4 separate regions of the Homo sapiens genome follow, and all the other regions are linked to region 3. A link is a contact called in ENCODE Hi-C or POLR2A ChIA-PET data. All regions are on one chromosome and are shown on one strand. The core of a region is the stretch at or near the end of the contact, and the rest is flanking DNA. Distances in the headings are between cores, read along the strand shown.

Region 1 (2,700 bases), core at 127-2,626, 240 kb before region 3:
GGAGGTTGCAGTGAGCACAGATCTCACAGTTGCGCCACTGCACTCCAGCCTGGGCAACGGAGTGAGAGTCTGTCTCAGGAAAAAAAAAAAAAAAAAAAAAAAAAAAAAAAGAAATCTTGGGTCTTATATCCAAAAATCTTGAGTCTTACATTTGGTTACTTTTTTTTTTTTGAGACAGAGTTTCGCTCTTGTCGCCCAGGCTGGAGTACAGTGGTGCAATCTCTGCTCACTGCAACCTCCGCCTCCCAGGTTCAAGCGATTCTCCTGCCTCAGCCTTCCGAGTAGCTGGGACTACAGGCGCCCGCCACCACGCCCAGCTAATTTTTGTATTGTTAGAAGAGGCGGGGTTTCACCATGTTGGCCAGGCTGGTCTCCAACTCCTGACCTCAGATGATCCACCTGCCTCGGCCTCCCAAAGTGCCGGGGTTACAAGCGTGAGCCACTGTGCCAGGCCGACATTTGGTTACGTTCATTAGGAAACACTAACTCCTCCCTCACCCCAATCAAAAGAAAGCCTTTCCCCTTGAAGAAGCTTCTTGTCAAGGGCAAACCTTTGGGGTTTTGGGATACGGTGGCGGCTTGAGTTGAAGTCTGGTCTTTTGTGAGGAGACCAGGAACCGGGAGGGGAGAAAAGAGACAAATTCTGAGTAGGAGCTTCGCCTGTCCCTTGGCGAGGGGTGGGGAGGAAAGTTTAGCTTCGTCGTGCTATGCTCTATGGGGACAGAGTCTTCCTACTGCTCGGCGGAGTGTGACTAGCGTAGAGGGTGCTCCTCGTGGGCGCTCCGCGTGTGTTATGGAGGAGGGCGAGGAATGGTGAATGGATGACCGAGGGTATGGTTAAGTCCTCCAGGTCCCTGAGAAGGGTTCAAGAGGCCTGTAACAGACCCATGGGCAAGGGTGGGATCAACCTCCTTCCCACCTTCCACCCCCCAATTCCCAGAGAATTCGTTCCCCCAGATCAGTGGAGAAAACTTCGGCGAGTGAGAAGGTTCCAGGGAGAACCCCGTGGTGGGTGCAACAGGGATGTGGCAGGCACTGCTTGGGACTTTCCAAAACCCCGGCGTCTGCCGTGGCAGGAAAAGCACCACCCAAGCTCAGCATGTTACCTCGGGGAGGAGGAGCCAGGTGGGTCTGTGCAACTCCAGGAAGGGCTGCCAGGTCTGGGGCTTCGGGGCCTCCCCGAGGGCAGAGAGGAGCGCTTCGGACCCGACCGACTCGGAGCAGACCTTCAGGGTTCAATGCCCCGGAACTCCTGGGGCGAGGAGCCACGCCCGGGCAGTTTCGGGCTCCGGAGGGTGGGGAGTCGGTGCCCGGCAGCGGGCGGGCCGTCAGCTGCCCGGCCCGGCGCCTACCTCCCCGCCCCCCGGCTTCCTGCGGAGGCCGCGGCCGCCATGTTGTTGTGGGGCTGAGGCGGCGCCGGCGGAGCCCTGAGCGGCTGTGACAGGCTACGCAACAGGTTCGCGGGCGGCGGCCTGACGACCAAGCCAGCTGCAGTGGCGGCGACGGCGGCAGAGCAGGGTCTCCCCGCGCCTGCCCGCGCCCAGGCTGCCGGTGCTGAGGGACGCGGAGTCGCGCTGTGACGAGCGGGAGGCGCGGCGAGGGCGCCAGGTGGGTGAAGCCGCTAGCGGGGCTGCAGCAAGGCGCGGGGCAGGTGCGGGCGCCGCGCCCGCTGCCCGGAGGCTCTGCGGGTCGGGCTGAGGCGGCTGTGCGCTCCGCACGATGGGGACGGGTCCTCGGGAGTACGGGCGGCCCCCGAGCTAGGCCCCTGGCGGGCTCGGCCGTGCGGGGCGGAAACCTCCGGCCCCGGGTTCCTTCCTCTGCTGCCGGGCCGGGACAGACGCCGAGGGGGCCTGGGCTGGGCTGCCCCTTCCTTGCGGCCGAGCCCGGGTCCCTGGCCGCGGCCTCGTCTGGCAGGTGGCGGACGCCGGCGAGGGTCGGGGGTGGCGTGGCCCCCTCGCTTTCGGGGTGTGAGCAGAAGAGAGCTCTGGGGGCACCCGCACGCCTCCTCGGGGACCCATTTTATTTTCGCGGAGTTGGTTTTCCTTCCTGGCAAGGGTTGGTGCCGAATGTCAGGTGAGCCGCATCCCGGTGCGTCAAAGTAGCCCGAGTCACGAGAGGACAGTGGGCGGATGCTTGGCGTCTACCGCTCGCGTTCCTCCGGAGTTGGAAATGTTAAATTTACCTTCAGCGTTATTGACTTCCAGAATATACAGGAAGCACCGAGAGATGTAATCTCTCAGGCCAGATAAAGTTTATTTGTGTATTTATTTATTTATTTTTAAAGACGTCTGCATATGCATAGTGAGTGGGTAAACCGAGGCTGAAACTGCAGATGGCTTTGTATTCTATAGAAAGATGCTCCGTTTGGATTTATTAATTATGCGCCTTGTCGCTCTAGAATTACCAATGGCAAGTGTGCTTTATTTGAAACTTGTGTTAATACTGAAATAGGAATATTTTTTGATGGAGCCAACCCCTTTACGATAGGAATTAAGGTTAGCATAGAAATGACTTGCTTTGCTCCATGCTTCTAGTTTGTCTCACTAGTGTTTGCTTGCTTACTCAGAAATAGGCAAGGTGTGACTTGAAATTTTACGTTGTTAGTGAGCTCAGTTTAGGTAGCATAGCTCTTGTAGTTTAAAGCTTCTTAAGCGTTTCGAAAAATTGCCTCTCTCCCTGTGCTGGTTTGCTATATTGTTA
Region 2 (2,700 bases), core at 99-2,598, 180 kb before region 3:
GCTCTGTTGCCCAGGCTGGAGTGCAGTGGTGCGATCTTGGCCCACTGCAGCCTCTGCCTCCCCGGGTTCCAGCGATTCTCCTGCCTCCTACAGGCACACGCCACCACGCCCAGCTAATTTTTCTTAGTAGAGACAGGTTTTGCCATGTTGGCCAGGCTGGTCTCGAACTCCCAACCTCAGGTGATCCGCCCGCCTTGGTCTCCCAAAGTTCTGGGATTACAGACGTGAGCTACCGCGCCTGTCCACTGGTCTGTTTTTCCCTTTTTTACTTCTCTTCTCCTCCCCCTAAACATAGTTTTTAAAAATTTATTTAGATCAAGTCATTGATGTAACTGTTTCCTGAATCACATACTTTCTGGGCACTCTCTTAGGCACAGGAATACAGACAGGGGCAAGACATGGTTCATATCTTTGAAGAGCCCATATAATGAAGAGCTCATGTAATCAAGGTGTTTGGTTACTTGTTTAAAAGTGCTGTGATTAATATAGATGAGAAAGTGACTAACTCCAAGGATATAAGAGAGAATGTTTCACAGAAGAAAAGAGATTAGAGCCAGATTTCAGAGGATAGACTACAAAGTAAAGAATTGAGGGTCTGGCATTCTAAGCAGAGGATATAGGATATCCAGAGGCTTGGCCGACTAAGAGTGTACATACATGTTCAAATGAGTTTTACTTAGTAAGTAAGATACTCTGTTGGCTCTCTATGGCCCTTTGTATTACTCAGACTTTGCCTCACACATATAAAGCCCTCCACGAGTATGATTTTTAACCATTTACATTCCTCCTCCTTCTCTCTTCTGTTTGCTCTATTGCCTGATGCTAAGGGATCTTCTTTCAGTCCAAAAGGATCTTTTTTCGGTCCAAAAGCTGAAATAGTAGTTTTGAACTTTTTTTCAGGTTTGAAATAGCCTTCCATCTCTCTTATTTAGAAGAATCTTCCTTTTAACACAAAGACCTCCTCAAATCAAATTTCCTAAGTGAAATCTGAGGAGTAATTAATAGGGCGAGGCTGTGAGTTTAATTTCCAGTGTTTTTATGTGATTTATGTTAAATGTCCAGATTAAAAAAATAGAATGAAAATATTTTAAAAGTTATAAAATATAAACATTTAGCTGCATGTTGTAATACATGGTTGCTTTGATTATCAAGTCCTATGTTGAAAGCCTAGTGGGACAATAAATCTAGCTGCATTTGGCTGGCTTTTGTTGTAGTTGGAGCTGTTGCTGAGGCAGTGTTGGCAGATGTAATCTCTTGTGTAAGAGTTGTTTTGGACAGGCCTTGACTCAGGCTGAACCCAGAGTAGCGCCTGACTCTTCTGCTACTCACGGCTCAGTCACGTAGGAGTGGGAAGTGCTGCACCTGCTGGGAGTACAAGAGGGCCCACAGTCTTGGCCTCTGATACTCTGTGTGCCTGATATCTTGTTCTTTCACGTTAGCCACTTGTGTGTATTATTATCTTGCTGAAAAGACAGGGGACAGCACTTGATACTGCTAATTCTAGATTTAAAATTCCTTGGGGCAGTGACTGGGTTTAATTGCTACTGAATGCTTAGCACCTAGCACGTGGTAAAAACATTTTGATGTTAAAAGTTCCCAGGATACCCTGGTAGCATTGTTATTTTACAGATACAGCTAATTTGTTATGCATAACTTTAAAGATGCTAAAGAATTCCTTTATGATTTTCCCCACTTAATCAGGTTTTCAAGCTAGAAATGCCCTTCTTCAGTCAAATCTTTCTCAAACTCAGCTGGCTACTATTTGGTAAGTTTGTCCCTTAATTACATTTGATTAATTTAACTATGCATTAATTAATTAAACTCTCTCTCCCCTATTACAAGAAAGATACTGTTTCTGTAAAAGTTTGTGACTCAGAGATGCTCTATAAAAGCAGCCATTTGAAAGTTAGTATTAAGCTTGGAGGCAAATGTAATTGTGCAGAATGTTGTTGTACCCTTAAGCTACACCAAATTTACAAAAAATATTTTCTTCAACAATAGATTAATCTTGGCATACAATAACTTTTTAACTTTGTAAACCTTTTAATTTTTTAAAACTTTTTGACTCTTGTAATAACACTTAGCTTAAAACACAAACACATTGTACAGAAAGATATTTATATCCTATTCTTTAAGCTCTTTCTTGTTTTTAAAATTTATTTTTACTATTTAAACTTTCGGTAAAAACTGAGACACAAAGACACCCATTAGCTTAGGCCTGTAGAGGGTCAAGATCATCAGTATCACTATCTTCTACCTCCACATCTTGTCTCACTGGAAGGTGTTCGGGGCAATAACACGCATGGAGCCATTGTCTCCTATGATAACAATGCCTTCTGGAATTTCTCCTGACTGACCTGCCTGAGGCTGTCTTACAGTTAACTTTTTTTTTTCTGTAAGTAGAAGGAGTATACTCTAAAATAACAATAAAAATAAAGTATAGTAAATACATAATCCAGTAATATATTAACAGATGTTTATTGTTATTGAGTGTATGTACTGTAGATAATTGTATATGCTGTACTTTTCTACAGCTGGCAGTGCAGTATGTTTGTTCAGACTAGCATCACCACAGACACATAGGTAATGCGTTGCTTTATGACAGCTACAGTGTCCTTAGGTGGTAGGAATTTTTCAGCTCCATTATAATCTTATGGGACCACCATTATAAATGCAGTCCATTGTTGACTGATATGTCAT
Region 3 (2,700 bases), core at 160-2,659:
ACAGAAAATACAAAAATTAGCCAGACATGGTGGCGTGCGCCTATACTTCCAGCTACTAGGGAGTGGAAGGATGGCTTGATTCCAGGAGGAAACATAGCAAGACCCTGTCTCAAATATAAATAAATAAATAAATACATCATATCAAAATTTGGGTGATGCAGCTAAGGCAGTACCTCAAGAGAAACTTATAGCTATGTTACATTTTAAAAGGTATATAATCAATGACCTATGATTCCACCTTAAGATGTTAGAAAAAAACAGCAAAGTGAATATACAAAGTTAGTAAAGTGAAGGGAATAATAAACAGAATGAAATAAAAACAAACAATAGAAAAAACAATATATTTAGCACAAGCCACTTCCTACTGCAACGATCCAAGTAAAAAAATCTCCAAATCCCACACTATTTGATATATACCTCCATAAAACAAAGGGGCTTGGGCTCCAACCATTCTTTTGAGCTCTTGAGCTTGGGAAGTGTGCCAGTTACCAGATCATCACTGTCTACATTTTTCATTGTGGTCACAAATAACAATGCCCCTGGAAAAACTAAAAATCATCTTATTTAGTATTGAACATTTCACAGTCATCTGATTTTCTCTTCTGTTTAATACCACCTGTGTCCTTGCACACACGCAAAATGGATTTTGAACACTAACCATCCAGTTTCCCTAACAAGAGGCCTTCACTACAGACTCCAGATGACGGCTTCAGAGCCAGCCTCCTTTATAAGCAGGCGAGATGCTCTTTGAAAGAATCCCCCGTCCCTTGGAATGGATTCCCACGTCCCCCTCCAAGGCAGCCCATTCCAGCCAGTGTGGCAGCTTCAGCCTGGCCTCTCGGAGTCCCATTTGCAACACTTTTCTGACTTTGGTGGCCTCGAGTGGGAAGAACTGCAACTTTCTGGCCACAGAAACACAGGCTGAGCTGCTTAGAGAAGGCAGGGAGGGGCTTTCGGTCATACTGCGCGAGTCTTCGAGCTCTGAGCGGCTCGAAGTCCTCCCCGAGGCACGGGTGCGACGGGGATGTCGTAGGCGTCCGCACCCGCTCTCGCTCATCGCGCCCACTCCCGGCCCTTCCTCCCACCCACTAGGCCGGGCGCCTGCGGCCTCCACGCCAGCCCCGGGCCGGGGGCCTCCCGCGCAGGCGCGTCGTGCGCGGGGACCGCCCGGCCTGGCGGGGAGGTCGCCGGCCGCGACAGGCACCTCTCTGCCCTCCCAAGGCCAGCAGGCCCGCGGCCGTCCTGCTACACACTCGGGCCCGGCCCGACGACCCCGGAGCCGTCCGACTGCGGCTGGAAGGGAGCCCGCCCGCGTCTGCGGAACGCGCGAATGTTGGCGCCCACCGTCTCCCGGACGCAGCGCCGCGCGAGCACTCCGCCCCCTGCGCCGCGGGTTCCACAGCGAGTCCGCGCGGGCGGTGCCGGGGCGGCGGAGGACGGCTTCAGGCCCAAAGGGGATTGGGCGGCGGCTCTAGGTGGCGGGTCTTGGTTTGCGGAAGGGGCTGGAGTCGCTGCTTCTCGGTGACCGGCGCGTGGCCCGGCCAATCCTGCCGCCGCCACCCACCCGCAACCGCGTCCGTTGACGGTCGGGTCCTTGGTCGCCGGGTCCTTGCGGGCACCACAGAGCGGGGTGGCGTCCGCTCCCTCGAGTCCTCGGTGCCAGGGAATTCACCGCTCACCACCCCCTGCCCCGCCTTGGGTCCTGCTCGGGGACCAAACCACTGGAAGGCAGTGGCGGGAAACGGGCGCCTGTGCCGGAGGTCCTGATGAGGGGGGTCCAAGGCTTGGGGACTTGTGCGGGAAATGTGGGTTTAAGTGCCTTCAAGGTGTTTTTAGTCCATTGGGATGTTGATCAGCGTTCATAGCTGGCGCTGATGCAGGTCACCGGGAAGGGAATGTGTGGGTTTATGGCCACGCATAATCTCTTTTAGTCGTGTTTAACTTAGCAGGGTAGCTCTCCATCCTGGCTGGGTTTTGTTTTTTGTTTTTATTTTTTATTTTACAGAGTTTTTCTCAGTGTGTAATGTTTGTTTTTAAATCGCAGATAATCCTGATGTAAACCATTGACATAGCCAGAAAATCACCAGGCTGTGATTTTCCAAACTCAGCTTCATAACCTATTCTGTGTGAGCTGTGATTTTTCTATGATTCTGTTTTCCTCTTTGGGTACTGGTGGGCCCTGAATGATGGACCACCGTTTTCACCCTGTACCTTTTCAAAGTACACTTGCTGATCTTAGAACTGTCTGCAGTGTCTTAAGGACATTTGTATTCACATGCCTTTTAAAAGCTAGCCAGAGTCAATGGCTTCAACTGCACTTTCCCTTTCAGAGTTGAGGGAACATGAGCCATTTGCAGAGCTTATTGTTAGACACCCTCTTGGGAACCAAGCATGTGGACAGTGCAGCCCTCATCAAAATCCAGGAGCGGAGCTTGTGTGTAGCATCACCAGGTTTCAATGTAAGAAAAAACAAGTTTGGACCTAAGACTTGATTTACTTATTATTTCTATTCTTCCAAAAAATGAAGCAGACATGACTTTTTTTTTTTTTTGAGACGGAATTTCACTCTTGTTGCTTAGCCTGGGATGCAATGGCATGATCTCAGCTCACTGCAACCTCCGCCTCTCAAGCGATTCTTGAGCCTTAGCCTCCCGAGTAGCTGGGATTACAGGAGTGCGCTACCAGGCCCGGCTAATTTTT
Region 4 (2,700 bases), core at 79-2,578, 230 kb after region 3:
ATCTAAGGTAAACTTATTGAAGTCCTTTCACAAAAAATAATTTGTTAGAAATAATAATTCATATGGAGGAAAATTGAATACAGATAAGAATTAGTATTAGCTATGAAAAATAATGAATTCTAAAGAACTTTGCAAAGACCACTAAGGTCGTTAAATAAATTACTGTTAATTGGCAAAATAAATTTCCATTTTAGAGTTAGGTAATTGGATGAAGATAGAGATAAAAGTGGACCTAGAACTTCTGAATCTTCCTAAGTGATTTGAGATAGATTATGAGTTTTCTTTTGGGGTGAAACCTGGGTTTAAAGGCCCAAGTGTATCAACAGAATTTTAATGATTGATACTTTTAGTAAAATAGGATGTTTTTGGTCAAAAATATTTTTTAATATATAGTTTTTATATTGTATATAGAAATTCCCAAATATACATACTAATATAGATAGATGTTGTAGCTTACAAATACTGTGAGTACAGATGCTATTTTATTGACTTTTTTGGTCAGCGGATATTTATTTAGCTACTAGTCATTTATTTAACCTGATATATATCTAGAATAATACGCATACTCTAAGATACAGACAAATTGAAATTTTCATAAGACTTACTGTACACTTGGCTGGGTGTGGTGGCTCACGCCTGTAATTCCAGCACTTTGGGAGGCCAAGGGTGGTGGATCACTTGAGGCCAGGAGTTGGAGACCAGTCTGGCCAACATGGTGAAATCCCATTTCTACTAAAAATACAAAAATTAGCTAAGCAAGGCGGCGCGTGCCTGTACCCAGCTAGTTGGGAGGCTGAGGCACGAGAATTGCTTGAACCTGGGAGACAGAGGTTGCAGTTAGCTGAGATCGTACCACTGCACTCTAGCCTGGATGACAGAGTGAGACTCTGTCTTAAAAAAAAAAAAAAAAGAAAAGAAAAAACCGGGCGCAGTGGCTCACGCCTGTAATCCCAGCACTTTGGGAGGCCGAGGCGGGCGGATCACGAGGTCAGGAGATAGAGACCATCCTGGCTAACACGGTGAAACCCCGTCTCTACTAAAAAATACAAAAAATTAGCCAGGCGTGGTGGCGGGTGCCTGTAGTTCCAGCTACTCAGGAGGCTGAGGCAGGAGAATGGCGTGAACCAGGGAGGCGGGGCTTGCAATGAGCCAAGATCGCGCCACTGCACTCCAGCCTGGGCCACAGAGCGAGACTCCGTCTCAAGAAAAAGAAAAAAAAGATTTATTGTGTACTGAAATGTAGCATGCTTGAAAGTTTCCTTTTGTGGTTAGGTAATGAGGAAGTAGTGAGGTGAGGCAGAAGTATAACCACCTATGTGGACTGCTGAGGCATATTAGAATTGAGGAGTGGTAGTGGTTAAGTGACGTCTGTCAGAACTTGGGCTTTTTTGAATTGAGGTTTATAACCCTCATAAATCATTAAATGCCTTGAGTTTATATGGGAAAGGGAGAATAAGTATGATTTTTAAGTCTGATATTGCAATAGCGTGTGCCCCAGATAATTAAAGCTGTAGAAAGTTCTAACGTAATAATCACCTAATGCAAAGTGAAACTGGTTCCATTTAAAAATTCAGGAAACAGGGTTAGGTGCAGCGGCTCACGCCTGTAATCCCAGCACTTTGGGAGTCTGAGGTGGGGGTCGGGGCGGGGGGGTATCATCTGAGGTCAGGAGTTGGAGACCAGCCTGGCCAACATAGTGAAACCCTGTCTACACTAAAAATACAAAAATTAGCCAGGTGTGGTGGTGCACGCCTGTACTGCTTGGGAGGCTGAGGCATGAGAATTGCTTGAATCCAGGAGGCGGAGGTTGCAGTGAGCCAAGATAGAGCCACTGCACTCCACCGTGGGCGACAGAGTGAGGCTCTGTCCCCTCAAAAAATAATAAATAATAAATAAAAATTCAGGAAACGATACAGGGAAAAAAATCTCCAACCCACCTTCCTTCTTTTCAAAAAATAGCTACCCACTCAATTTAAGTGAACAACTTTTGAGAACATTCATATAATACAGAAACTTTTAGGCATATACGTTTAAGCAGGCTAACCCTTACAAAATCTCAGTGTAGGCTGGGCGTGGTGGCTTACGCCTGTAATCTTAGCAATTTGGGAGGCCAAGGCGGGTGGATCACCTGAGGTCAGGAGTTCAAGATCAGCCTGGCCAACATGGTGAAACCCTGTCTCTACTAAAATACAAAAATTAGCTGGGCATGATGGCGGGTGCCTGTAATCCCAGCTACTCGGGAGGCTGAGATGAGAGAATCACTTGAACCCGGGAGATGGTGGTTGCAGTGAGCCAAGATCGCACCACTGCACTCCAGCCTGGGTGGCTGAGCAAGACTCCACCTCAAAAAAAAAAAAAAAAAATCTCAGTATATTAAATCTTTTAATATACTCATGTATTTCATGTCGTGTCTCCTTTTTCAGTCTCCCTTTTATAAAGATGATGATGACAATAATCTATGACTATAAGGTCATTGGATCAATTGAAGAACAAGTTTTTAAAGATTTTTTCTTAAAACAGATCTTTCATTAGTAATAAAAGCCAAGTAAGCATTGTCTTCTTTAGAGCAGACAAAAAGCTTATTGTGCTTTTTTCCCCAATGATGTTACCATTGTTCTGAAAAGTTTTAGATTTCTTTTGTGGAATGACTTTAGGGTCTGCATCTTATTCTTTTGAACAATTCAAGTGATGTGAAATTCC

Evidence for each region. Hi-C counts contacts between places; a loop is a spot of excess contacts on that map. ChIA-PET counts read pairs that join two places held with the same protein, here RNA polymerase II (POLR2A). Pooled maps may share reads with other maps.
Region 1: a loop to region 3 is called in a map of ascending aorta, with 2.2 times the contacts of the local background. The contact joins the promoter of ITSN2 here to the promoter of FAM228B in region 3. A Hi-C loop is called at or near these places in 3 of 168 maps with a recorded cell type or tissue (ascending aorta, ovary and posterior cingulate gyrus), 5 of 37 single-sample maps with no recorded cell type and 18 of 50 pooled maps. POLR2A ChIA-PET finds 5 or more read pairs at or near these places in 4 of 52 experiments (H1, MCF 10A, PC-9 and 1 more).
Region 2: a pooled map shows a loop between it and region 3 (2.6-fold over the local background). The contact joins the enhancer-like site here to the promoter of FAM228B in region 3. A Hi-C loop is called at or near these places in 5 of 50 pooled maps. POLR2A ChIA-PET finds 5 or more read pairs at or near these places in 2 of 52 experiments (MCF 10A and activated T-cell).
Region 4: a pooled map shows a loop between it and region 3 (5-fold over the local background). The contact joins the enhancer-like site here to the promoter of FAM228B in region 3. A Hi-C loop is called at or near these places in 4 of 50 pooled maps.

Annotation. Positions count from the first base shown.
Region 1 is chr2:24,359,212-24,361,911 of GRCh38, reverse strand. It overlaps ITSN2 (intersectin 2), which reads left to right and starts at 1,376. Exons shown (of 40, transcript NM_006277.3): 1 at 1,376-1,608. RefSeq lists an enhancer at 943-1,092 and silencers at 1,193-1,492, 1,503-1,552, 1,563-1,962.
Region 2 is chr2:24,302,864-24,305,563 of GRCh38, reverse strand. ITSN2 (intersectin 2) reads left to right here. Exons shown (of 40, transcript NM_006277.3): 9 at 1,702-1,765. Among named protein-coding and RNA genes, the nearest start is that of ITSN2, 56 kb to the left of the region's middle. Within about 2 kb of position 1,348, at least 14 of the 41 ENCODE cell types and tissues checked have a DNase peak (open chromatin) inside an H3K27ac peak, as active enhancers do.
Region 3 is chr2:24,122,178-24,124,877 of GRCh38, reverse strand. It overlaps FAM228B (family with sequence similarity 228 member B), which reads right to left and starts at 1,409. Exons shown (of 11, transcript NM_001145710.2): 1 at 1,345-1,409; 2 at 418-548. The coding sequence starts at 516. It overlaps PFN4 (profilin family member 4), which reads left to right and starts at 1,544. Exons shown (of 5, transcript NM_199346.3): 1 at 1,544-1,760; 2 at 2,331-2,459. The coding sequence starts at 2,343. RefSeq lists an enhancer at 658-907 and a silencer at 978-1,477.
Region 4 is chr2:23,890,684-23,893,383 of GRCh38, reverse strand. The region is part of intron 2 of ATAD2B (ATPase family AAA domain containing 2B); the gene reads left to right. Among named protein-coding and RNA genes, the nearest start is that of ATAD2B, 35 kb to the left of the region's middle. RefSeq lists an enhancer at 1,215-1,344. Within about 2 kb of position 1,328, at least 7 of the 41 ENCODE cell types and tissues checked have a DNase peak (open chromatin) inside an H3K27ac peak, as active enhancers do.